Regions from separate parts of the Homo sapiens genome. Here region 2 is linked to region 1. A link is a loop called in an ENCODE intact Hi-C map of the cell type or tissue named here. Cell type or tissue: mucosa of descending colon. All regions are shown on one strand. Links, peaks and the distances in the headings refer to the core of each region. The heading gives the core; the rest is flanking DNA. Region 1 holds the start of LNCATV (lncRNA negative regulator of antiviral signaling). Region 2 overlaps LOC107985365 (a long non-coding RNA gene).

Region 1 (11,924 bases), core at 1,024-6,023:
ACCCATCCCCGTACCCTCCTTGCTACTGCTCATCCAGGACCCCATCTTTACGGGCCTCCCAAGTCATAGGCGGTCACTCTCTTCTCTCCTTGGATGCCCTTAACACAGAAAATGATCTGCGCCCTAGTTACCGCCTCTCCTACAGGAGCCCTCGGGAGACAGGCTTGTCGGGAATCCTCAAAAAGGGTGCTCTCCCTCTCCCCGGAAGCTCTTCTTGGGCCCTTTGGGAAAGCAAAGAAATAACCCGTCCTCCAAATCCCCATGGGCATAAGAGGAGGGTCTTTGATGCCTCATTTTTCTTCTTGTGTTTTTATTTTCCCTTTTTGCAGATCTCTGCATTTAATGAGGAAGTGCTGTCAGCAGAAAGGAGAGGAAGCTTCACCCCGACCATCCGCAGGACCCACATCCCTCTCAGCGGGAAGGCAGAATCATTCATCTATTGCTCTCCTTGAAGGGCAGCTCCAGACACTCACGTGGACACAAGTAGGAAAAGCACAGAGTGTGTCATCACACTGTGTACCTCATACAGGTGACGTCCTGGAGAAACCTCTGGAAAAACAGAAATTTTATGACCCACAATTAAAATGATTTAAGTAATAAATAACCCTGATAGCTTGCCCCACCAAGTGTATGCTATGTTCCACACCCCAGGCCCCTCCACATCCATCTCCTTGCCGAGCCCTCTAACAACCTTACAAGGGAGAGACTTTTTACCCTCACTTCCCAGAGGAGGACACTGAGGCCAAAGAAGGGAAGGGATTCCCCAGGTGACACCGTAAGTGACAGAGTCAAGACCCACATGGCCTGGCTGAAGTCAAGGTCACCCTAATTCCTCACACAGCCCCACCAGAGGTTCCCACAGTGCTGTGTGCCAGCCAGGTGATAAGGCCTTTCCACAAAGGACATCAAAATACCTCAACAGGCTGGACGCGGTGGCTCACATCTGTAATCCCGACACTTTGGGAGGCCGAAGCAGGCGGATCACCTGAGGTCAGGAGTTCAAGGCCAGCCTGGCCAACATGGCAAAACCCCATCTCTACTAAAAATACAAAAAATTAGCCAGGCATGGTGGTGGATGCCTGTAATCCCAGCTACTCGGGAGGCTGAGGCAGGAGAATCGCTTGAACCCGGGAGGCAGAGGTTGCAGTGAGCCAAGATCGTGCCATTACACTCCAGCCTGGGTGACAGAACGAGACTCCATCTCAAAAAAAAAACAAAAAAAACCTCATCATCAGTAGAGAACTGTCACCTTCCTAAACGAGGAAACTGACACTTTTAAAAGCAAACAGATTTCTGAACTTGGGGTTAATGATAAAACTGGAAAAACATAAAAGACTCCCTGTTCCTCTCCTCCATTATCAATATGTGCCTTAGATTTGGATGCCAAGTCAAATCTCACCAGAACTATATCCTCCATGGTAACTTATTAAAGAGTCAATCAAAGTTTGCTTTAAGAGAAAAGTAAATACACCCAACTTTCCATACAATGCCGGACCCCGAGTTCACTTCCTGGTTTCACTGTTGACTCAGGTTGCAATCCTAGATAAGTAACTACACATGCTCACTGCCCTGGGCCCAAAGCTGGGGCGAGAGCCTGGAATCAGCGCACCCCCAAGAATTCCGGAACATGGGAAGATGCCCATCTTTCATGGAGGGGGCATGCCTCGAAGAGGAAAATCAGGCAAAAGGCCGTGTGCAAAGCTCCACGTGCAGGTGCAAGCTGCTTGTCCCTGAGTCTCTGATTGCGAGGAAAGGGGTCACCCGCTGGTCGCACCACCAACAAAGCCCTGCCATCCTTTGGCTCTGCGCTCACCCATAATTACTGGGCGTGAGGTGGGAAGGGCCGCCCTTTGGGACTCAGGTGGTGGGGAGGCTGCAGAACAGAGTCGGCAAGTCAACTCCAATCACAGTAAGCATTTTCAAAGAAACACATAAAAATAGCCAGAAGTGGGTCAGCACTTCCAGTGAGGTTAGAGACAGGAAATTGGGACAGACTCCCGGTCCTGTGTAGAGAGATAAAAGTTTTATTTCATAAGTACAAACTCATACTCTTTCCAATCTGATTCCTCGTTTCTTTTCTTTTGCTTTTTCATCTCCTCTGTCTTTTGGATACACAGGAAACACACACACACAGCTAACAAAAACAGTGTGATGTTGGAATCTTGCTCCTTCAGTTCTAAGGTCCTCTTTTTCCTGAAGCTGAAGAAAAAAGATACTTAAAGAAAACTTACTTGAGAGTCAGGCAGGAAGGGGAGATGGGATACACACTTTCCCTATCTTTCAGGTTTCTGCAATCTCAGCGCATGCTGCTTAAGAGGAAAAGAGCAGCAAAGCAGATGAAAAGCACTGCATCCTTAAGTGATTTACCTGTTCCCAAGCAGGCCTGCCTCACACCTGCCTCCCCCCAGTTCCCTGTCATTGACCCTCCCGCCACCATATCTGTGGCATCTGGTGTGCTGCACACACAGTATATGTGTGCAAGTGCATGGTATATACACATAGCACACATGCATACATGCTATAAACACATGCCCATATATAGGCTCAGTGCACAGGTACGCACAGTGCTCAGGTACACAGAGTACACACACCTGCTAGCCACATACACTCTCAGTGTACACACATGGTGCTCATGCACACATGGTAGTGCATGGTGAATCCACATAGCATCCATGCACACACACAGTACCCACACACACACGCGGTACATACACATGGCACCCCTGCACATACACAGTAGACATGCGTAACCCAGAAAGTGGTTCTTGCTCTCTCTGCAACCTTAAGACTTTGGCAGTTTTTGTTAACTCCCACACTTGGCAGGATTACATTTCCTTGTGGCCTCAATGACGTGATAGGGCAGATTTATTGGGCTTACAGAAAAAAAGAGAGAGGAGAGAGAGCGAGAGAGCGAACAGTAAACTCTGCTGTGCAGTCAACCTGGACCTTGGTTTTAAGTTGCACATCATCAGGGCCAAGAGAGAAGATTTGGCAACATGGGGTGGTTTGGTGAGAGTCGGCATGTTTCACTGGTAATCTGCTGGAGCACTAAAATATATACATCCAAAGGTTACCTTCTTTCAATTCACTGAAAAATAAAAGGAGCTTCAAGGCTGGACCAAATAACACACATAAATAACTCATGCATGCCTGCATGCATAGATGCAAACATACATACCCAAGATGTGTAGCAAACAAAACAGGCACAGTGCTTTCAGGAGAAACTTGGGTGTGGAAGTAAGTTCTACCTTTTTGCTCTATTTTCCTCCTGGAGGGAGAGAGGAAAAGCAGCTGCCTAAATGCTCAGTCAGCCCACAAGCTGTCATGCGTGACTATCTCCAGGGCAGACAGGAGAGCAGGAACCCCTTTCTGAAGCTGAGTTCTGATGCAGAATGTTTTCAGGGCTTAAGACAGCCCCCACACAGCTAGCCAACAGAACTTTCTGGGCTGCGGTCAGTTAGCTATGTCGCACAGGAATGGCATCTGCTTTCACTTATTTCAGAACTCAAGCATAAGTCCTGGGAGTATTTGACCAAAAGAGCCTCCCGCTTGGCGTGCGAGGGTTAGGTTTCCAGAAGATGTAGCACGTACCTGCGCTTTCAACTCCCAGAAGCCAAAGCTATGGAAAGATCTCAGCGTGTTTTTTTTTTAATTTTATTTTAAAATCATACCGTTTTAAAAGTTCTGCTTGTTATAAATCCAGCCTGAAAGCAGATGAATGAAACATAGACCCACACAAAAAAAATCTACAAGAATAGATCTTTTTTTTTTTTAACTTGGGGTTTTTGAGGAGGGATTTTAGAGGAGTGGCGGGGAAGCTACTCAGTCGAGATAAACTCCTTAAAAGCATGGGCAAAATTCCCTTTTCTGTGACCAGTTTTTTTAAAAATGACAAAGTCACACAAGAGAGGAAATGAAAAGGGAAATTTTTAGACTTCTCATCTGTGCTGAAAGCCCCGGGCTGTTTCAGAACCCGGTCAGGGTAACCGTCAGGCCTGCGGTCACCGCGCTGCAATCCCAGGAGGCCTTGCGTCAGCGGCCATTATATCAATAAGGAAGTACAATCACCAAACCACAAGCCGGCTTCTTTTCTAAGCCCACATGTTGCTTTAGAGGGTTTTCAAACAAGAGACTTTCCTGTTTTTGAAACCTGTGAATCCACAGGTCTTACAGGTTACTCAAATTATCTTATCACTTGCAGCATGAATTTCAAAACTGCTTACTCCAGCCTTCCCCTCCCCTGGAGGAACAGACGTCCATTTACAAACCAGAATCCTTATTTACAGTGTCCCGTTGCCAATTGCTGACACAGAAGGGGGAAAAAATACCAGTTATACATTAAGCTTTAAGGTTAAAGTATCTGTGCCAGACGCTGTCCAAACACCATCTATTCACTGACCTGAAGGCAGGATGACCACACCGGAGAAAATTCTACAGAAACAGTTTTGCGGTCACAGCAGTATTCCTTCACAGAGCCAGGCTATGTTTCCTGCAGATGCATACACATGCTTGCAAATGTACTGTAAGAAATCATCACAATTCACAGGAAACATATTTATCCTAAGATGTGTAGCAAATCTGTTGGAAATTTTTAAGCACAGCCAAAAGACATCCCAAACCACCTATGAGGTTGCTTCCCAGGTTGCTGGAAAAATCAACGTAGGATAGCATCGGTAGAGGACGCTACCGCGGCGCAGGTGAAAGATGTAAACAGTGCAATCTAAATCTTCAATGGGATGCAAGTCAGACTTATTTTTCTCTTGAGCAAATAAAAAGATTCAGATTAAAGAGTGCCTTATAGAACTGGTACAGAGTTCTACATAGAACTGATATAGAGTTCATCTAATAAGAGTGTCTTATAGATGAGATAAATCCATAAACAAACGTCTCTCTTTCCTGCTCAGCTCAGCAGCTTGAGAAAGATGTGCCACACCTAACAACTGCATTTGACAGCCATCTCCTGGTTTAACTTCTACCCTGGCCAGCGGCCACTTAGCGTTGCCCCAGCAATGCCTGCAGACTTCATCACGCGCTCCCTCGCTGGAAGCGTCCCTCCTAAGGCAGACCTGAAGTTCACAGAGGGCTTCTGGACAGTAGTTCACATTCTGTTTTCAATGGTGGCCTAATCAGACTGAGAATAAACAACAAGTGAACTTTATCCTGCAGCTACAACCAGTGAACTCTAAGCCCATTTCACAGAATGCACACAGCAATAATGGATCTAGCAGACACTTATCTAATCTCACACTTTCCGTCTTTTTGGGTTATAATCAACACTTAGCTCATCAACACACACACACACACACACACGCACATCTTCCAAAAAAGAACCTGCTCTCAGTTTAAGCACACTGAGATTTTATTTATCTTATTTTATTTGTCTGCATTCCAATAAACCTTCTAACATTGAAATGTTGAGACAGACACTCTAAAGTCAGGATGCTGTGATGTTTATGTTTGAGGGAGGGTTCTTTCAAAGTAGCCAAAATTGTCTCTCTTAGGAAATGTGAAGTGTGAATGAAGCCACACCAAAAAGTCTCAGAAGTAAATCTCTCAAAGATTATGACCAGCCTGTTGTGGAATAACGCAATATATCCTTAGAGGAAAATACAATAAAGTAAGAGAATTCCAGGCTTCCTACACAGGCCCAGTAGGTATTTTTTATCTTAATAACTCGTTGGTAAATGGCCTACTATGTCCATAGGAAAAGCATCCTCTTCTTCAACTGTGTTTTAAAAAGAATAACTTCTTCTTTCCTCCTTTGGAAAAGCCATTGCTCCAAAATTCACATAAAACAAATACAGACTGGTTTTCTGTTCCTTTCACTTTCTGTCCCTATCACTTTAGGCTGTGGTAACCAGGACTTCTAGGCCTAAATATGCTTGCCTGATTTTGCCTGAGTTTGCTGGAGAATTGCTCAACCACCCTCTCACTTTGGCTGTGTAGACCATAGCTCTTGCCCTCCCTCCAGGGGAGAGGCATTAACTAATGAAGAAAACAGTGACTCCCCTCTTCTGCCACCACTGACACTCCATACCCAGGCCTGTGCCACCAGGCCTGCTTCCAGGACTGTGGGCTGCCTGTTCCCTGCTATCCTGAGCCTTCCAGCTCCAGTGCCAACAAGGGCACTAGGTAATGGGTACTTCTGATGAAGGACACTGCATGAGATCTTCCCATCACTTAGAGAAGTGTTCCATTTGGGGTCATTACCAACCCTGTCTACTCAGACCAGCAAAGCATAGAGAAAAATAGGATGGATAGGCAAGTATAAGGCATCACCTTATATCTGTGTCTTAAAAAGCTCTTTATATTACAGAATTTCTTTATTTGGAACAACAAAATACTCTGAAGGGAATCTCATGAATTTTAGTTTGGAACGTTTATAGAGGTTGTCTGGAAGAATAGTTTTTGTTGATTTGGTTTTTTAATACAAAGAAAAATAAAAGCTTTTGTAGTTATTCTTGAAGGTATGACCTCCAATTACAAGCATGAGAGATATTGTAAGCAAGTCCTTTTCTTTTCTTTTTTTTTTTTTTTTAAGAGACAAGGTCTCACCATGTTGCCCAGGCTGGTCTCAAACTCCTGTACTCAAGCAATCTGCCCACCTCAGCCTCGCAAAGTGCTGGGATTATAGGTGTGAGCCACTACACCCAGCCTGTAAGCCAGTCTTTTAAAGCTCATTTTAAACTTTTTTTTTCTTTTTTGGGACAGGGTCTTGCTCTGTCATCTAGGCTGGACTACAGTGGCACAATCTCAGCACACTGCAACCTCCATCATCTCCAAAGTTCAAGCAATTCTCGTGCCTCAGCCTCCCGAGTAGCTGGGATTACAGGTGCCCACCACCATGCCTGTCTAATGTTTGTATTTTCAGTAGAGACAGGGTTTCACCATGTTGGCCAGGATGGTCTAGAACTGCTGACCTCAAGTGATCCACCTGCCTCAGCCTCCTAAAGTGCTGGGATTACAGGCGTGAGCCACGAGGCCCAGCCCATTTTAAACTTTTATTATGACAATGTTTATTTTATATTTTAAAATTTTATTATGACAAAAGGAGCATATAGCACAGTGACTCTCCATATAACTGTCACTCGATTAACAATTACTCGATTTTTTGATGTTTGCTTCATTTATTGTGTTTTACTTTTTTTCTCTTTGCTGAAATCTTTTAAAGAGCATCGCAGGCCTCATGCCATTTCACTCCTTCCTACTTTAGTATGCACCTCTAAAATGCATGAATATTTCCTTACATAGCCCCATGAAGATCCCTTTTAAAAGCAATACAAGAAGTCAGCTTTGTGGAGATGGCAAATAGCACATGGCTATGAAGGCTTGAGATAACATTTCCAGTGAGCATAGCATACAGACTCAAAAAGTCCGAAATCTCAAAGGCAGTTGGACAGAAGCAAGATGAAGTATTCTGGAAGATTGAGTCAGATCATTCAAAAAGGGACACAAGGCTGAGCATGGTGGCTCATGCCTGTAATCCCAACACTTTGGGAGACCGTGGCAGGCAGATTGCCTGAGATCAGGAGCTCAAGACCCAGCCTGGCCAACATGGTGAAACCCCGTCTCCACTAAAAATACAAAAATAAGCCGGGTGTGGCGGCACACGCCCATAATCCCAGCTACTTGGGAGGCTGAGGCAGGAGAATCACTCGAACCTGGGAGGCAGAGGTTGTAGTGAACCGAGGTTGTGCCACTGCACTCCAGCCTGGGTGACAGAGCGAGAGTCCATCTCAAAAAAAAAAAGATGGGGGGCACAAGTGATGACAAAGACTGTTGATAAATAGTCTGAATAATGAGTAACAAAAAAGCAAGATTCCTAAATAAGTATATTTATGCATGTGATTCTAAATATAACTGGCCAGCCGCGGTGTCTCACGCCTGTAATCCTAGCGCTTTGGGAGGTCCAGGCAGGCGAATCACTTGAGGTCAAGAGTTCCAGACCAGCCTGGCCAACATGGTGACCTGTCTCTACTAACAATACAAAAATTAGTCAGGCGGGGTGGCACGTGCCTGTAGTCCCAGCTACTCCGGAGGCTGAGGCAGGAGAATCGTTTGAACCTGGAAATGGAGGTTGCAACGAGCCAAGATCGCACCACTGCACTCCAGCTTCGGTGACAGAGCAAGATTCTGTCTCAAACGAATAAATAAATAAACAAACAAACAAGTAACCAAGTCAATAAATTAAATTCTTAACTAGAAATATGACTATTTCACTTACATCATTAAAAGTATATATTCAAGCCACCAGGCATGGTGGTTCATGTCTGTAATCCCAGCACTTTGGGAGGCTGAGGCAGGTGGATCACGAGGTCAGGAGTTCAAGACCAGCCTGGCCAACATGTGAAACCTCGTCTCTACTAAAAATACAGAAATTAGCCAGGCATGGTGCCACATGCCTGTAATTCCAGCTACTCGGGAGGCTGAGGCAGGAGAATCTCTTGAACCTGGGAGGCAGAGATTGCACTGAGCCGAGATCATGCCACCACACTCCAGCCTGGGTGACAGAGCAAGACTCCATCTCAAAAAAAAAAAAAAAAATCAAGCCGGGCGCGGTGGCTCACACCTGTAATCCCAGCACTTTGGGAGGCCGAGGCAGGCAGATCACCTGAGGTCAAGAGTTCAAGACCACCCTGGCCAACATAGTGAAACCCTGTCTCAACTAAAAACTACAAAAATTAGCCAGGCATGGCAGGGCACGGTGGCTCACGCCTGTAATCCCAGCACTTTGGGAGGCCGAGGTGGGCGGATCACGAGGTCAGGAGATCGAGACCATCCTGGCTAACACAGTGAGACCCCGTCTCTACTAAAAATACAAAAAACTAGGCGGGAGTGGTGGCAGCTGCCTGTAGTCCCAGCTACTTGGGAGGCTGAGGCAGGAGAATGGCGTGAACCCAGGAGGCGGAGCTTGCAGTGAACCGAGATCGCGCCATTGCACTCCAGTCTGGGCGACAGAGCGAGACTCCGTTTCAAAAAAAAAAAAATTAGCCAGGCATGGTGTAATCCCAGCTACTCACCAGGCTGAGGCAGGGAGAATTGCTTGAACCAGAAGGGCAGAGGTTGCAGTGAGCCGAGATCGCACCACTGCACTCCAGCCTGGGTGACAGAGCAAGACGCCATCTGAAAAACAAAAAAAAAGTATACATTCAAGATGGCAAAAAAAAAAACAACAAAGGACACAAAATGTGTGTAACCTACCAATTGGGAAATAGGGCATTGCCTCATATTTGGGCTTACATACATGGTATCTTCAACCCATCACCTACCTGCCTCCGCCAAGCCTACTCTTCCTGGAAACAGTACTTCTTCAGTGTCTACCAGATGCCAGGCACCATGCCAGGCCCTGAGTATATACGTCCCTGAAGTGCACACCTGCCCTGTGAGGGACATCCTACTATCCCCTCACTTTTTCAGGGGAGAAAAACTTAAGACTTCAAGAAAGTGAGTTATTTCCCACAGAGATAATAAAGGTGGAACGTAGATCTGACTTATTCTGCCTTCTGCCCTGAAGACTCTTTTTTACTCTCGTCTTCCCCAAAGTAGCAGCTTTAGATCTGCCCTAAACCAAGGGGCAATATAAAGGTTTCTACTCATACTGGGAGACGGGGAGGGCTTACCATCTGCACCATCCCAGGACAGCCATCGCTTCATTTTGTCTTAGCCAAATCACTGTTTCTGGCTATGACAGTCTAGTAATAAACAATGGATGACACTACCCAATGGTGGCTCTAATGCCGCTAAGATAACAAAAATAGCCAAAGCATTTGCAGAGGGCTTAGCTGTAGGGCAGCTGAAGGCACTTGAGTTTCCATCAGGCTCTCAACATGCTACCATTGCTTATGTTCACCCATGCGTCTTTTTCCCATTCAGGGTTGCTAACTCCATTAGATAGTTGTTCTCTGCCACTTCCTCTAATATTATCTTCCCATAAGATGAGGAAAAGAAACACAACAAATTCAGCCCTGCTCAGCCACGTGGTCCAGCCCACACAGGTCTGTGCTACATATAAACTTGTGGCTCCTTGTTTAGCCTCACCCCTGAACTGCAGGATGATTCCCCAGCAACTCATTTAATCTTTCTTTACTGCAGTTTCTTTATCACTAAAACGCGATGTTTGAAGACCATGGCTGAAGTAGCCAAATAATATTATCCAATTAAAGTGAAAAGCACCATATAAATGCTACAGAGGCTAAGACTTAAATAGCCACATATGGTTTGGGGAAAAGCACTCCAGTGCATCAGCTAGCAGTAAAAACATGCAGGAGCGAAATGATCTGGCTGGAAATGAACTGCAAATTGATAAACATTTAGTTGCTAATGCAGTGTTTATTATTTTTTACTAGGATAAAAATTAACTTGTGCGGCCTTAGCCAGCAAACACACTGAACTCTACCATCTGGGTAGTGGAATCGGTATTTCTGTAGCCTCGGGTTACAGGTGACTGTTGCCAGATTTGATTTTATTGGCAAATAGGTCCTGGTGTGTCCGGACAACAGAACCGCGGGATGCTTCTGGAAGCACAAACACGCCAGCGCACCAAAGGGTAACATTCGAGAGGGAGCTTAGGGCCACCCTCAACCAGACTCAGAATCCTGTATTTCCCAAAAAGAGGTTGCTACTTGTGTTGAAGAATCGCCTTTAGCCTTCGAAATCAGCCAGGGCTGCAAGGCGACGACCTCTCGAGGAACCGGGGGTTCGGGCAGCGGGGGATGGGGGGCGCCTGGAGCTGGGAATGGGACGCAGGGGGCGGACGCCGGCGGGACCACGTGACAGCGCCAGCAGCGGCCGCAGCTGCCCCAGCTGCAGACGCCGCCGTCCTCTCCCCGGGGCCGTTTTCCATGAGCTTTGCAAGCAGCTGGATCAATTTACTCGAGCCACAGCGCCCTACACAAGCACGGTCTGAATTATTACTCATGGAAATCCCCTCTGTTTCATGGAATCAGGTAGCTTTCAAACTCCCAACAATTAATGGCCCTTTTGGTCAAAGGAGAATAGCAAAAAAATAAAACAACCCCCGCCCCAACCCACCCCCCAGAAAAACCCAACCCAGACTGCCAGGCTGAGGGCTTCTAAACAGTCCGTTTGGTTTCTAGTAAATTAGAGAGAGTGGGTGGTTGAGGTACAAGTAATGCTATCCTGTAGAGTGTGGTCTTCTTTGACGTCAGCAAAATGTTTCTCTCGCGTTTCTGCTTCTTTCCCTCTCTCCCTCCTTTTCCCTCTCCACCCTCCTCCTTCCCTCTTTATGTCAAAGAGACAGATGACATAGGGTAACTGTGGAAATGTGCTCATAGTTTTGCAACATAGCTCACAGGCTCAGAAAAATTCCCACATTTTAAAAAATGAAGAGTATTGTGGGAGGTGGGTAAATTGGCAACACAAAAATACATGCTACCCAGGAAAGGAAGGGGGAAAGGCTGCTGGGAAGTGCAGTCACCACCACTGGCGGTATGGTCTTCCCTCCATCCTGCCCGGTTAGCAGCTCTGTCTGAGGGAACATTCTTCCTGTGGCGAAGAACACATTCTTGCTCCAGCTGGCCTGAAATCGGATCCTGGAGAGCATGCGCCCTGCTCCCTGGCTACTGTATTTGTGGGACCCATCCCGGACTGCTGAGCCAGGATTTCTGTTGGCTCTGCTCCCCCTCACCCCCCTTCAGCTAGAGTTGTTTTTCTCTACTCATCAAAGGCAGCAACAGCTGCCCCCATGGGTTAGCATAGAACTTTCTAGAATAAGGATTCCAAGTCTAGGCAAACATTTGTAACCTGACCCTGCAGTACTTTTGTTTCCCCTTCAAATTGCTTTTGTCAGCCCCACTGTTTCAACAGGGGCAGCCGTGGACACCCTAGGGGTCTGGCCCGACAGTCACAGGGTGAGGATTGGTGGAGTGGGCCACTCCCTTTGTGGCTGTGAATTGCCATTTGGT
Region 2 (16,613 bases), core at 7,251-12,250, 140 kb before region 1:
TCAATGAAAAGGCTCTAATTTTTCCTTGCCTTTAATAAATGTTTCTTCTCTTCTCCCCAGCAGTATTCAGCATGTGGGGTGGGCAGGCAGGGTGCCCAGTTAATGTAAACAGGCAGGAACACCTGATTCATCAGGATTCTTCCCACTGCTCCAATCCAGGGGTCTCTGCTTCAGACAGAACCCCTAGGAAGAGAAGCATGTGACTTAGGACTTCAGGGGGACTCGAAGTGCAAATACATTATGGCACAGATTTAAATGTTTACCTGTATATGTGTATGTTAAAAAATCAATTTCTTAGAGATGGTTTGAAGGTGTCAGAAAAGCTAATTCAGGTAGAAAACATGTCCTTGCTCTGTAGATGCCTCCATTCTGTCTTCCAGAACCTGAGAGAGAAGAGCAAGGATTTGGACTGTGGCCTAGAGCGGGAATTTGCAGCTCTCTTTCCCAAGGAATGAATCGCAGCCCCTCAGGCTGGAACAGGCAGGTGCTGCGAAATCTGGCTGACAGGTCAGCTTCAAGGTGATGTGCTTGCTGAGTCTTCTCTCCTTTCAGCTAAGCTCTCATCACGCCCCTGGTGCCTGGTAAAAGTAAATAATGATGACTGAGCGTATGAAGCAGGAGGGTCTCTACACACCTGTAATTACTACCTAGCAAGTCCCTGCAGAACCCAGGAGTTCCCCCAGAGAGCCAGTGGGGCCGTTTCTGGAGAGAGTAAGTCAACGTGGGTCCTCCAGGCAAGATCTAGCTGGAGGAAGTAGAATTAAAACTTCTATCACTGGACGGATGTTTTGTCACTTGGCGGGAAAGTTCCAAGTCAAAGTTCCCAGTTTCCTAAGCTGTTATAAACCCGGTTGAAATGCTCACATACACCTGTGAGTGTCTCAAAACAAACAAAGCATAATCGCCTTAGAGCAGCACTGTCTCATAGAAATATAATGTGAACTACATGTTATTTAAAATTCTCTAGAAGCCACTTTTAAAAAGAAACAGATGAGATGAATTTTAATAATACGTTTAACTTAACCAACCCAAAACATTATCACTTCCTCATGTAATCAATATAAAAAATTGCTAGTGAGATATTTTACCAAGTCTTCAAAATCTGGATGTATACTACATTTTCAGCACATCTCACTGTGGACGAGGCATGCTTCAGGTGCTAAGAGCCACACAAGCTGTGTGCCATGTTGGACACTGCAGCCTTTGAGGCTGACATTTACACCTCACCACCTTTTGAGAGCACCTGATGCATGATAGATTTCCCACAAACATTTCATATAGAAGAGTGAACCTGTTATATGTGAAGTTTTACTTGATCTGAATATACTAGTGCTCTTAATAAAATAAGAATTACTAAAAAATTTCCTTTGAATAGTGCCAGGCGGGTCTGAAACCCAGCCTTGACTGATATTTTCATGTGCTGATAACAGCAACCAAAGTATCATGACTTCGGTTAATAATTGATTGCTCCTTGCAGGGGAAAAATAAATAAAACCGGAATCTGACTGCTCCACCCCTTAGGGCAGCTTACTAACGTCTGGATGAGCATGCTTGTGTTCTTGCACTCTCTGGGAATTAGACACAAAAACTGCCCTCAAGGACAGCACAGCCCAGGGACAGCCAGGCAGACCAATGCCTAATACTGCATGTGTGCAGGGGGTTGTGTTGGCAACAACATGAGTGGCTTCCTGGAGTGGAGGCTCCAGCTCTGCATCCTGAAGGGGGACTAGGAGGTCCTCAGGGAGGAGGGCAGGAAGGAAACATCCAGTGGAGGAAGCGGTAGGCACAGAAGTTTGCAGCCACTTGAAAAGCAGGGAGGCACAGGACCTTAGGACCCTTCTATAGTAGTCCCGTAAGCCCAGAGGGAACCATTTCACAGTGGGACAATCTATGGCAGCGTTGTCCGACCAAAATACTTGCAAGCCACATGTGTGATGGATTTCAGGAGCCACTGAAGGGTCAAAAGACAGAGATACAATTAATTGTAATGACCTGTTTTTAGCTTAACCCACGTTGTCCAAAGCTTTATCATGTCACCGTGTGAGATACCTCACGTTCTTTTTCATGAAGTCTTTGAAATGTGAGGTGTCCTTGACACCAAGAAGGCATGCATGAGTCTAGATGCAGTGTGTATATATAGTGAGTAATAACCTCTGCTCACGTTCCTGGGTCCAAAAGAGAGATCAGGACAGCTTCAAGGGAGAGGGCTAGGGATGAAAAAGGAGATAATGTCGCCCACCACTTCTGAGGGGACAACAGGCTGCGCCAGGCGCTGTAACCCGGGGGAAACGGAGGCAGCAGCTTCTCCCACGTGCTCCCAAAGGTGTCCGTGTCAACAGCATTAACTACCAAACAGAGCACTGAGGAACATTTGCTAAATGCTGCCAAGTGCCCGGACACCAGATCACAAGGCTGGCCCAGAAAAGAGCAAGTGCACCTGTGGGGGAGGAGGGCAAGTCCCCGTCGTCGGTCATCCCAGGTCACAGGGGTGCCTTTCCCTCCACTGCCAGGGAAATGCACATGCAGGCTGCCTAATGTGGAAATGTTTGGATCTGGAACAGAGAGGCTCTCAGGCCGGCGGGGAGGAGGCAGGGTGACAGTAACCAGCCGCACCGGAATGACGATGGGGAGCGCTGCACCTACGGCTTGCCAAGACCCCAGCAATATCTTTCCTAATAAGTCTAGCAGTGCCTGAGGCTCGCCTCCGAAGAACAGCCTCTCCCTTCCGCCTCTGTCTTCTTTAAGGGAGAGGGAGTGCAAGCCAAATCCAGCAAGCACTTGGACGCCGCCCTGCTCTCCCCGGGGCTCTGGGCTCTGCAACAGATCCGCTTTGTGAATGAAAGAGGCATCTCTCCAAGATGGCGCGCTCTACCCTGCGGGCACACCATGCACACGCCACTCCTCCAGCTGGTCTCGGGGACTGCAGTCCTTCTCTCCTGGATGGGTTGGGGGTGGGGGGCTGTTGAGAGCTTTCCTCCTCCTTTTCTTCTTCCTCCTCCTCCTGTCTCCCTAACCCTGGAAGGGGGCCATCCACTGAACTTCGGAAAGAGGTCACCCTCCCTGAAAGGGGGACTTGGATTGCTGCATCCAGAGCCACCCCCTGTGGTCCCTCAATCTAGCCACACTCAGTTGCTAAAGCAGGGAGAGGTTTCCTAGTCCGGTGTTCCGGCCCCACGCAAACGGAGCTCAGGATGACGCCACATGTGTGTTTGGGTCAAAGCGCTTTTAACTGTGGCTCCAAGAACAGCCTGTACAGCCACTTGAGTTTCCCAGTAAGAAGGAATGTACAATAGATGAGACTTTACTGGCAAAACAATTTTTAAAAGTAAAGGGAGAAGCAGCAGCCCAGCCTTGTCTCTTTATAGGGTCCTAGAGAACCGGTGGTGGCTGGGTTGAAAAGCACAGCGCTTAGCCATTCAGCAGTTTATGACCTCACCAGGTCCTTGTAACAAGGTTACCGGAGGGGTTTTGCAAGCTTCTAGACCCAGGTGTGGCTGAAGTTGAGCTGCTCAGGGACAGTGGTTTTCTTGCCACTGGGAGAAGGTTACCAAGAATAATTTTCCTGCCCCAGGACTTGTAGATGATTAACGTGTTTCTTTCGCTTAACCAGAGAGTTAATGGTTATTCAAAGCACTCTTTGATGATGGAGGGTGGAGGGGAGAAAATGAATGCGTTAACCATTAATCCAGGGAAATGCCATAAAAATTAAAATGGAAAACACTCAACCTGGGAAAGGAATTCACTGGCTGGAAGGGTCAGCCAGGCAAACCTGGTGAGGAAGGAGGAAGAGAGGAGGCCAGAGGGAGGCCTTACAGTTCACGTATACTTAGAGCTGGGTTTTGTTATTTTTTGTTCCGTTTCCTTGTTTCATTGCTCCGAGGAAACAGTAGAAATAACAAAATCACAAACATGGGAACATTACAAATAAAGTCAGTTTTATTGGTCTTTTTGCTCCAGCCTCCCACAGCTGAGCCTGTCTGACTTATCCCCTGTCTGACTCGTTCCCCGGCCTCTTTGGGGAGCAGGAGGGGAGCTCAGGCAATCCATGCTTGGAGAAAGTCGAGAGTGTTTTTAGGAGGCTGGTGCTGACAGAGGCATGCAGCTCTGGCTCCCGGCCTCTTCTTGGGGCCACACTGGCCAGCACCCAGGCACAGCCATCATGGCGCCTGCCCCAGTCACCCTGCTGGCACCTGGGGCAGCATCCTCAATGTCTTGCAGCCAGCCCGGTGCAATAAACAGGAAGACTTCGGGGAAAAACTCCTGCTTGGCATAGGCTACTCCCAGTCACCATCTGGGACACGTCATGATGAGCTATGAGCTGGCACCAGTGGGAATCTCTGATGAAGGATGGGACTCCCCGAAGCATCACACATGTGTGGAGCATTCTCTAGTAGGAAGACCTTTTTAGAGTACAAAGGCCAGATCCTGCCCTCAAGGGGTTTACAGGCCATTAGGGAGATAAAACAACCTAGGGCAAGTGCTGGAGATGCAGCATCAGCCAACTGCTGAATACACTCAAAAAAATGAGAGCCCACTGGATTGTCTGGGAGCCTCCTAGGAAAGCTGAGTCCAAGCTGGGCTGGGAGGTTGGATAAGGCTGTGGCCGGGAGAAAAGGGAGAGGCAAGGCAGAGAGAGAAAGGAATGGCAGAAATGTGTAAGGAAGAGACCTATTTGAAGAAGAGGAGAGAAAAGAAATTAACACTTGGAAGATAGGTTTGGGTCTGTCTGTGGGAGCCTCGTTGCCCAGCTGCATTTATACCCCATCACTGGCACTGTGGGGAGTTTTGAGAGGAGAGTGAAATTAACAAAGTGGGGCATGGGAGGAGGGGGGGTCATGAAGGATGAGAGCAAGCAAGTCACCATGTGGTTACAACAGTGACCCAGGGGTGCTCTCCAGGAACATGTGGGGCAGGGGAGCCCAGGGCAGGAGGAGGGCCCCGCTTCCTCTGTGCTCTAAAAAGGGAAGGGATCAAGGGGTGAAGATTCCAGCCCCTTTGGAAGTGGAGGAGGCTAGGGAAGAGCTCTTACTACAGGGAATCCTGTTCTCATGGACCTGGAGGCCAGGGCCTTTGCTGAGAACATGGCAGGGGAGGGCAAGGGCTCACAGAGGGAAAATTCAAAAACTCCAACAACTACTGGGAAGGAAGTGGAGTGAGGAAGGGATGAAGAGAGTGAATTTGTGGGTTCGGTGGACAAGGTTTTCTGGCTCTTCCTAGCATCCCAGGAGTTCAGAAAGCACAGGGTAAAAGCCACTTACTTTCTCCCTCTACCTTGATGGAGGGTTGACTATGGGCTAGTGCTGGTCTAGGAACTGAGGGGAGATGAAGGGCCTCAGATACATGTTCTCTGTCTTCACCAAGCTTGTTGCAGAGTGAAGGTAAGAAACATAATACAATTGCAATAAAGAGAAATGGACATGGGTCCTGCCCATTTGAATCAGAGATTGTTAGAAATACAGACTTCTGCCAACTGATTAAATCCCACCACCACCACCGCCACCATTATCAGAAACTTTCTTGGCACAGGGCACAAGCTTGTGTCTTTTTTTCAAGGCTAGTTCTAACACACGGTGTAACATCCATGAGTCAGATTGTCTTGGTTTCTATCCCAACTTTACCACTTACTGACTCTATGTGTGTGTGACTGCTCTTGCCTCAGTTTGTTCATCTAAAAAATAGGATAATAGCAGTACCTACTTCGTAGGATTAAATGTGATCTTTCTTATAAAGTCCTAAGAAACAGCCTAACACAGCAGGTGCTTAGTAACTGTTGGCTGTTCACTAAAGGGCATGACTAGGGTTGTGGTAGGGGAAAAACACGGTGCTGTGGGAATCCAGGTGGGGGATCTAACCTGGACCTGAGGGTCAGGGAAGGCTTTCTGGAAGAGGTGACTTCCAAGCTGAGACATGCAGGAGAGTGAGGAGTGAACCAGGTCGCATGGGTGAAAGCGAGAGTTTAAGCAGAGAGAACAGCAGGTGCAAAGTTCCCAGACAAGAGATCCAAAACCATGGAAGGGACTGACTGTGGTTTGGTGGGGCTGGAATGCAGGGCGAGGCAGGGCTGTGGAGGGGCAGGAGATGTCCAGATCCTGGAAGTGTTTGAATTCTATCCTGAGGGCCACAGGACGCTGCTGCAGGGCTTTAAGGAGAGAGGGATCTGATCTGTGATTTGAGGCATCCCTCTTGCTACGGTTTGAAGAGTCGGTTGAAGGCACAAGCCCAGAGCCAGAGGCGAGTGAGGAAGAGGTTGACATGATCCCAACAAGGGAGACAGAAGGTCTGAACTAGGAAAAGGGCTGTGGAGAGGGAGAAAGTGGGAAAACTGACAAGCACCTGGGTGGCCGATGGAAGTGGGGGGCTCAGGAAGATGAGCGTGCCAAGGGTGGCTCTGGACTTGGGTTTGAGCAACATTTCCACTGGATGGATGTTGAGAAAGGGAAGATGGAAATGGAGCACATTTGGGGAGAGAAATATAAATTCAGGTTTCAGTACATTGAGGTTTTTAGTGCGTATGAGATGTCCCAGTGGAGATGTCTGTCCACTGGGCAACTGGACATCAGGCTTTGGTGCTCAGGACCTATGGTGGGTTGTAAATATGTTTTTGGAAACCATGAGCATTTAGAGCTGAGGCTGGGAATTGACATAATGTTCAGTGAAGACTAGGAGATGCAGGAGGGGTTTCATAGGCTCAAGGAAACAGTATTGAAATGGGTGGGCCATGGGCCTACAGTGGAGTAGAGGATGGATAAAGTCAGACAGAGTTCTTGGCAAGTGGTGGAAGAGTTTGTAGTCAGACAGGGAGACCTCTGGGCCCAATATTTTTGAAGTGAGACAGTTCTGTGTGACTCTGAGCATAGCCATAGGCATAGCCATGTGTATGACCAAAGAAGGCAATGAGGAAGGCGAGTGGTCAGCTCAGGAATGGACACCCTGAGGCTGAAGACCCTGAGAATTCCCAGGAGATGCAGCAGAAAAGAAGAAGCTGGATGTGGGACTCACTGGGGAAGGTGAGGTATGTCCCTGTGTCCCAAGAGGAAGAGGGCAAGAATGAAGAGTGTACAAGAAATATGAATTGCCAAGAGACTCTAGACAGTGCAGGAACACAGCTGCAGAGGCCCCCTGGAGAGAAGCCCACCATCCTCCCCTCCCAGGGACTGACACGGCAAAGGTATAGATGGCTTTGCACCCATCCCCCACTATCTGGCTCCTGCAGGAACCCTGACCAGGGAAAGCTGACTTCAGAGAAGGCAAATATGCCAAAACCCATGTTACAGAGACATTCGCGTGGTATCTCACCTACTTGTGCAGGCAGAGAAAGACTTGGCATCTCTCCCAAGCTGTATTCTTGACTCACTCTATGAATGAGGGCCTCCGATTTTCCACCTATTAAATGGGATAATAATTCTTGACATCTACTTGCTTCACTTGAACACTATGAATATAAAATTTTTCCCAAGTGCTTTGAGCTCACATTAAAAGGCTCTACCTAAACATTAGTGCACTCACTGCTGGATTTTCTTGGACACCAATCAACTTAAGTGGATAATAATAAATTCCTCTGCCTATCTTTGTTGAGAGATTAAAAGAGGGAGAATCCCACAAGACCTTGCTTCTAGAATCCTCTGCTCTATAAAGTCTCTTAGGAAAGGAGTGTGAGGATGCACTCAGATGCAAGAGGTGTCTAGAATTGTTTGGTTTTAGAAATCTCCTTCCCTGAGCCATCTGGACTAAAGCATATGGCACAGAAGAATGAGGATGGAGTTGGGTAATACTTTGGGACCATGGGCAGACATAGAGTAGATTCCAGGTTCATTTACTCCCTCACGTGTTCATTTATTCCATACAATTTTGCAGAGCTTTTTTCATGGGCTTCCTGCAAAGCATCTAACCGCCAACCCCAGCGTCTGGTTGTCACTGTCTGGCCGCAGAACCAGCTTTCCCTGGCTGGACCTGTCTTCAGAGTCAGGTTGCTTGCCTTGCAGCCCCGCACCCACTCACATTCTCCTTGCTCTCTAGGTCCATGGGGTGAGATCGCTGACTGACAGAAGGAAGCTGTTCTCTGGGGTGTGCGTGACCCAAAGACCAATGGAGGGAGGAAGAATAGATGCTCCAAATGGCCACTGCACTTCTCCAATGTCTGAAGGTGAGATTTCCATAGGGGCGAGGTGTACAGTGATCTTGTCCAGCTAAAGTTTCCCACCTCCCTAAGGAGTTTGTAAGTTTCTCAAGCGTAACGATCTGAATTCTCTTATCCTGAAGGACTGTTCACACAGTAGGAATGTGTTGAATGCAACTGAATAAATGATTTAGGCCATAAATTTGAGGACTGGATCATTCCCTTTAAGCTCCTGGTGGGTTAGGCAGATGCCAGAGAGGCTTCCCTTGTTCTTCCATAATATGTTGGCTTGCAGTTCTTTATTTTAACTAAAAGTGAAAGGCACAGATCAGAACAGCAACAAAGATGCTGCCCTTGAAGACTCAATCCTGTTAAATTCACCCCAAGCAGTGCCTCGTTTAAATGGGCTGCCACTTACCAGGGTTTGTAAAACCAAGTTCAGAAAGAACCAGAATGGAAATGCCCCCTCGGATCCTGAATTTCTTCCTTTCCCGCTCAGGGGTTTAAAGAGGCCCGACACTGACAGAGCTTTCGAAGCCTTTCCTGCTCTCTGGGACTCACCTGAGTTTAGTCACGTTTCTGTTGGCGTAAGGAAAAGCATTTTGCAACCACATCCACCCAATGATAGGATGGGAGGCCTCTCCACATAGTGAGGGTGGACCCTGTGTTTGCTGCAAAGGCTGTGCCACTGTCCACGTGGGATGCTGTAAAAGGGACTTCCACCTGGGTGGGCGGTGACATCAGCAGACCCCTAGGGTCTTTTCCAACTCAAAGCTTCTTTAATCATATGGTTTCAAGGCCAGGCACGGTGGCTCACACCCGTAATCCCAGCACTTTGGGAGGTCGAGGTCAAGAGTTCGAGACCAGCCTGGTCAACATGGTGAAACCCTGTCTCTACTAAAAATACAAAAATTAGCTGAGTGTGGTGGCTTGCACCTGTAGTCCCAGCTACTCGGGAGGCTGAGGCAAGAGAATTGCTTGAACTTGGGGGGCAGAGGTTGCAGTGAGCCTAGATCATGCCACTGCACTCCAGCCTGGGCTACAGAGACAGACTCCATCTCAAAAACAAAAACAAAAACAAAAAAAAAATCCTATGGTTTCAGGTAATGGGACTCTGGAAAGAATGGTGGCAGGACATAGGCTCTGAACCTGCAAGAAAGAATGATGGCTTGAGAAACAGAATTGATTTGATGTTGGGGGCCATCCTTACTAACAGGTCCCCCATGAGCAAGCTAATCCAATTCACGAGACAGAAGCTGGTCATTTGGATAGCTAAAAAAAAAAAAACCATCAACCATGACCCAGTTTCAGTGACAGTGCACAGTAATGGCCTCAATTAGGCGGAAATTGCTGGCGCTCCTGTTCTGCTTCTCCATGCTCATCCTCCTGAGCACTTTGCACCTTGATGGCGATGTGCGGTTGGTACACAATGTGTGTGAAAGGCGCTGGCATAAAAGTGGTTTTATGGCTGTAGCTTGGGTTTGTAAGCAGAGCAAACAGAAAAAAAACTCAGGAATAAAAGGGGCAATAAAATAATTACATAACGCTTTGAACTCACACTAAATACCACCTTTATTTCAAAGCTCTCAATGTGTTTTACAGGCAAGTTTAGAACTGTAGTCGAATCCCCTTTTATCACAGAGGAAACTGAGTCACTGTGCAGCGAGGGCTGGAGGGCATACAGGGTTTGTTACAAGGGAGGACTCTCGGAGACACCCCCAATAGAAGCCCTTCAGGGAGCGGGCCAGCGGGAGAGCACCCCCGACCACACCTTTGTTCTGCATTTATATGTACAGATTCTTATCCCTACGTATAAATTCTACCCACACATCCCGAGCCATGTCTGAGCCCCTTGACTCTGGCATTAACAATAGGAATAACAACACTTACCAGTTTTGATGCCTACCATACATCAGGCACTGCTTCCCCTACACCTCACTACCATCTGTGAGGTTGCTGTTATTATCCTCATTGTGTAAATGGAGACAATAAGAGGTTCAATGCTCTGGCCAGGTGACACCCCACACCCTCCAGCCCCAAACACACACACACATACCAGAGGTGGCCTCAGAGCACACACTTTCCTTACCACGGACACCTGCTTCCAAAATTAAAGAACCAGATTAACATTTTTCCAAAGAAGCCAGAAACTTCTATTTATCCCTCCAGTCTTCATTTCAGAATACGGAGAAGACCAGGACAGATTCTGACAGGCTTCCCTTAGAGTTGAAGAAAACAGTTTGGAAGACAAACAGCTAAAAAAAACAAAACCATGAGGTGAGCTGGACAGGCATTCTAAGATCTTAACTGTAAAGAGCTCCATAAAAGTTATAAGAGATTGTTAAATAATGGAGAGAATTCCAGAACTCCAAAAATATTACTATAGAGTGTTCAAATGAGGAAGAAGAATTTTTTTTTTTTTTTTTTTTTTGAGATGGAGTCTTGCTCTGTCACCCAGGCTGGAGTGCAGTGGCGCGATCTCGGCTCACTGCAAGCTCCGCCTCTCGGGTTCATGCCATTCTCCTGCCTCAGCCTCTTGGGTAGCTGGGACTACAGGCACCCGCCACCAAGCCCAGCTAATTTTTTTGTATTTTTAGTAGAGACGGGCTTTCACTGTGTTAGCCAGGATGGTCTCGATCTCCTGACCTCGTGATCCGCCCACCGAAGAATTTTAAAGTATTTATTGTTCTTAGATTTTGTGTGTGTGTGTGTGTGAGTGTATGTGTGCTTACTATTCAAAATTTGAAAACCGTCCCATTGAATGTATTTTAATTGTCTAATATGGGAACAACTCAAGAGTGACAAGATTACATGTCACTGACACAAGAACTACCCACTGTGGATTCTGCGGGACTCAATCACTCCTTCTAGGGCATGGCCACAGACCCCCCTAGCTCCAAGGGAACTCTGGCTAGCTACTCATCAAACCCGCTTCCCTTTCCTCCTGGGCAAGCTGGGCTCTATTTCCCAGGCTATTTGCAGTTGAGCATAGCCATGTGACTGGGTTCCGGCCAATTTTCCCTCTACCAGCGATCTGTAAAACTTCCTGGGCCGGTCATGGTGGCTCACACCTGTAATCCCAGCACTTCGGGAGGCTGAGGTGGGTGGATGACCTGAGGTCAGGAGTTCAAGACCAGCCTGGTCAACATGGTGACACCCTGTCTCTACTAAAAATACAAAATTAGCCAGGTATGGTGGCGCATGCATGTAATCCCAGCTACTTGGGAGGCTGTGGCAGGAAAATCGCTTGAATCTGGGAGGCAGAGATTGCAGTGAGCCGACATCTCGCCACTGCACTCCAGCCTGGGTAACAAGAGTGAAACTCCATTTAAAAAAAAAAAAAAAAGAGCTTCCTGGGCAATTCTCCACTGTCTTTCACTACCATCTGTCTCCTGGAGGTCAACACCTGGGGGATCTAGAAAACATACATCAAGGACGACAGAGCCTTCATCTGCCTGGAACATGAGGGGCTGGTTGGAACAGGACCCCTTTCCCATTCCCTGCTGCTGATTAAATGTGACTGATTTGGTGTTGAGAGCCATCCTAACTAATAGGTCCAACATGTGCAAGCTAATCCAATTCATGGGGTAGAACCTGATCATTTGATTGCTTAAAAAAAAAAAAAACTAACCACAGAACAGTTTCAATGACAGTTATAACATGTTATAAAATGTTATAATAGCCAGCATTCCCTTCACTAACAGAGTAATTTAGAGATAAGAATCTACCCTCTCCAGGAAGGTGAAAAGTTTCATGATCTTCTCCCCCCATTGCACAGTAGAAAGAAGCCAGAGGTGCAGAGATACTCTGTCATTTTCTTTGTTGAATTGGTGGACTGTGATAAAACTCAGCTTCTTCAGTACCCTTTCTGGAGGCTCTAGGCTGAGGATGACAAATTGGTTTTGTCTTGAAGCCACCTGCAAATGATTGCTAGTCACTGCCTGCACTGAGACGGATTCTGAGGCCAAGTCGAGGCTTAGCAGGAAAGAATACTGTGACCTACACGCCTTCTCAGCCAAACGCACAGAACAGGAATGGCCACATATGTGCTCGTGTCAGCCAGTGTTCCTGGGGGCTTGTCCACGGGCAGATTCCTTCATAATCCCTTGGGATGCTTGCAATAATTCCATCTCCGAGCCCTCACCCTCACCCTCTCAAGGTTTACTGAATTAAAATCTTTGGGCGTGGACCCTGGAAATCTGCAGTTGTCTCGACTTTTTGTGGAATTTTGATGTAGAGTCAGCTTTGGAAACCACCTAGGAGCCTGTAGGCTCCTGCACGGGCACTGCAGCAAGGTAGCAGCAAAGGTGGGCTGTCTTTACCACCAAGACCGGGTAAATTAGGGATAATAATAACACCTGCCTCATAAGGATGGTGGAAAAATTAAAGGAGATTTTACATAATAAGCACTCAACAAATATTAGCTTTTATTATGTTATCTTCTTCTAAGAGTCTGTAAGAGGCCTTTTGCCCACGGCCATGAGCACAGGTAAAAACACCGTTTTCTAAGATTTCCAGATGGACAGCACCATCACATGCCCACATAGCGTGGATACAGCAACATCCAGGGCTCGGGCGCGGGCATAGTGTTTGCTCCCTATTTACGGCTGTAAGCAGCCTCACCTCAGCTTCACATCCAAGCTGGCTAAGAACCCTGGACAAAGAGAATCTGTTGAGAGGAGCTTAGAGGAAGACAGGAGGTGAGTACACAGAGATGCTGACTTAGTCAAGACCATCATGGTTACAGTGCCGGGCAGTGCTGCTGGTAATGGTGACAGTGGTACAGGTGGTCTCAATGTGATGTGATAGTGGCTTGCCAACCGATATTGTTGATGTGGGTTCAGGGCTGCAGGAGAACAATGAGCTAGACCTTCCTCTAGCCTCACATCCTAAACTTTACTGCCTTTCTTTCTTACGGCATTTTCACCATCTCTGTTTATCAATGGTCACACCCTAGCTCTGGGTGCTCATCTCTCAATAATATGATGAGAGAGGATGGAAAAGGAAAATCTCTCTCATTTTCCAACTCATACCCATGAAGATACAAATAAACAAAACTCCTGACTCTTGTGAATGTCACCAAGAAAAAAATTAGTTGGAAGACTAGCCAGTAACTCACAAGTCAACCCAGAAGTTTCTGGACATGAACAGGAAGCAAAGCATACCAGGGGTTGGCAGCTTTCACCACAGCTGAGCTCTTGCACTGTCCAATCTGATGATGAAGTGCTTCCCTGAGACCCTGGCCATCCTGCCAGCCCCATGGCACCACTGCTAACAGGTGCAGGATGCTGGGACCTCCACCGCCCACCTTCTGCTCAAGTCTCCAGTGTCCCTGGGCTGATTCTCCTCACTCACTGCTCACTTGGTCCAGCTGGCCAAGCTTGGATCCTGTGTCCACACCCCACTGCCAGGGGTCTAGGAGAGCTAGTAGCCAGCCTATCCTGTTTCCCTGGTGGATGGCAGAGTCCCAACATAAGAAGTGGGTTCAAATGCAAGGCAGCCAAAAAACCAGGAAATATTTAGTTCACTCACCTAATCCTGGTTATTTTCAGCTGATCAACAAACAGAAAAGCAGAAAACCCCAAATTTGACTGCTCTATCTGCTTATCCTTCTGTGAGCCCTTCTAAGCAAGCTTTGGAGAAGAGCCCCACATGCAGCTGTGGGGTTTAATTAAATCCTGTTCAGGAGGAAAAGATAGAGGTGGTTGTCAGGCATGTGGCTCAGTTGACTATTCAGAGTTGGAGTCTTTGCTTTTGGGCGGTGAGGTCTCAGGAGCCAGGGGACCTCGGCCAGTCCCAGTGAACTGAATGAAGGGTCGCTAGCAGAAGCAAGAGGCGCCATGGGGCCCCAAGAAGATCAGGAGCCTGGACGTGCCTAGTTCCAGCATATTCTGTGGAGCCGTTCACCAGCCAAGGAGCCGGGAAGTCTGGGTTCCAGCCCAGCCCTGCCTTTGCTCCTGGCATAACTTTGAGCTGATCTTTCAACTTTTGTGACTCAGTTTACTCACTTGCCAAATGGAGATAATCATATGGCACTCAAAAGACTTTTGTAAGACTCTAATGAGTGTTTATAAAGCACTTTGGAGAGGTTTATAGTTATTTGAGCTGGGAAAGGAATTACAAATTATTCAGAAGTAAACAGTATTTAGAATCTGAATTTTTCAGCCACCAACAGGTTTTCCTAGATGTTTACAAGACTGTCATAATAGGACACCCTGGGGTTCCATCCATGCCAGTTGGTTTCATTCAGAGCAGCCCTCCTCCCTGAAAAGCGTGGCACAGGCTTGGGGAGGATCATGCAACCACGTATGGCACATTTTGCAGCTCTCAAGACAAGAGAATGACTGGATTTAGAAATGGAAGCCACATGCTCAAGACTTTCATTTTCTTTTCTCTTTTTTTCCTTTCTTCATTTTAATTTTACTTTTAGAAACTGGGGATAGCATCAGAGCAAGTCTCCATAGACCTGCTTTGAAAGCCAGATAGCCTGGCATGGTTGCATGCACGTATAAGCTCAGCTACCCTAGAGACTGACGTGGGACGATCAGTTGAGCCGGGAGGTCAAGGCTGCAGTGAGCTAGGATGGCGCCACTGCTCTCCAGCCTGGGCAACAGAGCAGGAAGACCCTGTCTCAAATAAATGAATAAATGAATGAGTAATAAATAAATGCTACATAAACCTGATTTCTCCCCAACAATAACACCTCTTCCCAAATTGAATGTCTGCTATCCCTACCTCCATGAGAATTTGCGCGGCATGTGACAGTAACAGATACCCATTCACAAAGAAACACATTTCATTCCCACAGGAGTTTGGAATTTTAAAACATAGAGTACTTGTGTGTAAGGAGAAAAATAATAACATCTGCTGAGTCTCCATGTGGAGTGTTGTCCTCCACGCTTCCACTTGCCTTTTCTCTCCCTTGTTTGCACAGTAACACTGTGAGGGTCGCTAGATGTTCCCATCTCCAGTTTACAGAGGGGACACTAAACCTAACAGCAGGAAGCTGCCCAATGGCAAAGGCATGTACCCGGTCAGTGTGCGGCGGAGCATACGTGCATGCCTGGGCATACCCTCTTCTGCTTCCGTGTTGTTGGTGCTGCTGCACCATCAGCAGCTGTACCTAGTTACTAAACACGCGAGTGCTGTACAGGTATCCCAAACTCTGCCATAATCCCTTGCCCAACCGCCAGGACCCTGAGCCACCAAGCACAATGAAATAGGTAGGATGTGGAGGGCAAGAGAGAAAGGAGGAGTTCGACGTGAAAGTTGGTGGTCTCTGGCTGGCTGTCCTTGGGTTGGCCAGAGGAGAGGGAGGGGCAGCAGGAAAACAAGGGCTCCCTGAACTTTTAATTTTGGTAGAAGAGCTCAACTCAGTTCTTGTTTTACCCTCTGTCTCAAAGACCAGCCTGATCCTGCAGAACCATTTGCTGTTGGATTCCCCAGTGAACACCAGCCATGAAACCAGAGCATCTGAGTTTCCTCCTAAATCATTTCCATGAAGAGGGGTGGCCTTCCCACTCCCGATCCACACTCAGAAGAATTGATAGGAAAAAGGGACCCATTTTCTCTGGAGATAGCCTCCCTGTCGTCAAATCATTTTCACGTCTATGATTCCATCTCAGCCTGAAAGAGCAGGAAGTCTTTGAAAAGAGAGAGGGGACATCATCAGAAGGAACCAGGTTCAGAGAGTTTCCCACAAACCACTCAGCCTGGCCCTCAACACCTACCCCAAGATGGCAACAAATCTCCATGCCTGCCATAGGTTGGCCATTCAAATTCACTCAACAAACCTGTCCTTGGAATCCCTACCATAGACTCGCTGGGAGGTTTACAGCAAGATGTGAAGGAATTGTCCCTGGCCTCCCACAGATTATAATCTAGAGAGGTAACAGAAAAACGGTATTGATTCCAGAAAACTGCATTCAAGGAGATGAATAAAGGACAATGGAAGAAAGTCAACTCTTCACTAATCAAACAACCATAGGTTTTCAGCTCCAGGTGCTGGTTCTTCCATCTCTGCCTGGGATGTCTTCCTGCTCCAGGTCGCTTTGTTTTAAGTCTTCCACACCCTCCTGGTGTATCACAGACGATACCTCCTGCAGGAAGCCTTGCTTGATGCCTCCATTATCTCTCTTTCTCTCTCTCTCTCTATCCTTTGAACTCCATGGTTCTTAGCTAGTATCTCCCTGATGACACCTTGTATTTTCCATCCACATAATTTCCACATCTGTCTTAATGCCCACGTGGCTCTGTACCCCGCCTAAGGGCGGGACTACATCCTGTACATGATAGGTGCTCAATCAATATTTGTGGGATTTCATTAAATCCTGTTGAAAATCTTAACAAGTAAAATAATGAGGACCTGTAGTTATATTTGCTGGATTTAAAAGAGTCCTATAATAGTGTATAGTTAACTTTAAAAAGCAGATTATAAAATAGAATATATAGGACAACTCTGATTATGTGACTATAGATGCATCTTGTTGCAATCAGG

The links. A loop is a pair of places that touch in the nucleus more often than their neighbours do. Peaks named below come from ENCODE experiments on the same cell type or tissue, not always from the same donor. Only the 100,000 strongest peaks of a DNase experiment are listed, where the experiment ranks them.
Region 2: it touches region 1 in a loop (2.9-fold over the local background); 3 of 110 quality-filtered maps call a loop at or near these places.

Annotation. Positions count from the first base shown.
Region 1 is chr1:234,959,368-234,971,291 of GRCh38, forward strand. It overlaps LNCATV (lncRNA negative regulator of antiviral signaling), which reads right to left and starts at 4,632. Exons shown (of 4, transcript NR_125945.1): 1 at 4,400-4,632; 2 at 474-549. It overlaps LINC02971 (long intergenic non-protein coding RNA 2971), which reads left to right. Exons shown (of 2, transcript NR_186179.1): 2 at 330-622. RefSeq lists enhancers at 3,398-4,597, 3,911-4,210, 4,231-4,280, 9,735-9,904, 9,925-9,984 and 1 more and silencers at 10,834-10,893, 10,984-11,033. In mucosa of descending colon, for the core only: a CTCF peak has its summit at 3,965; DNase peaks (open chromatin) are centred at 1,664, 3,471, 4,004 and 5,014.
Region 2 is chr1:234,813,899-234,830,511 of GRCh38, forward strand. LOC107985365 (a long non-coding RNA gene) reads right to left here. Exons shown (of 3, transcript XR_001738533.2): 3 at 1-578. Among named protein-coding and RNA genes, the nearest start is that of LINC02961, 62 kb to the left of the region's middle. RefSeq lists enhancers at 2,178-2,679, 2,680-3,179. In mucosa of descending colon, for the core only: no CTCF peak of the experiment used is centred there; DNase peaks (open chromatin) are centred at 9,503 and 9,876.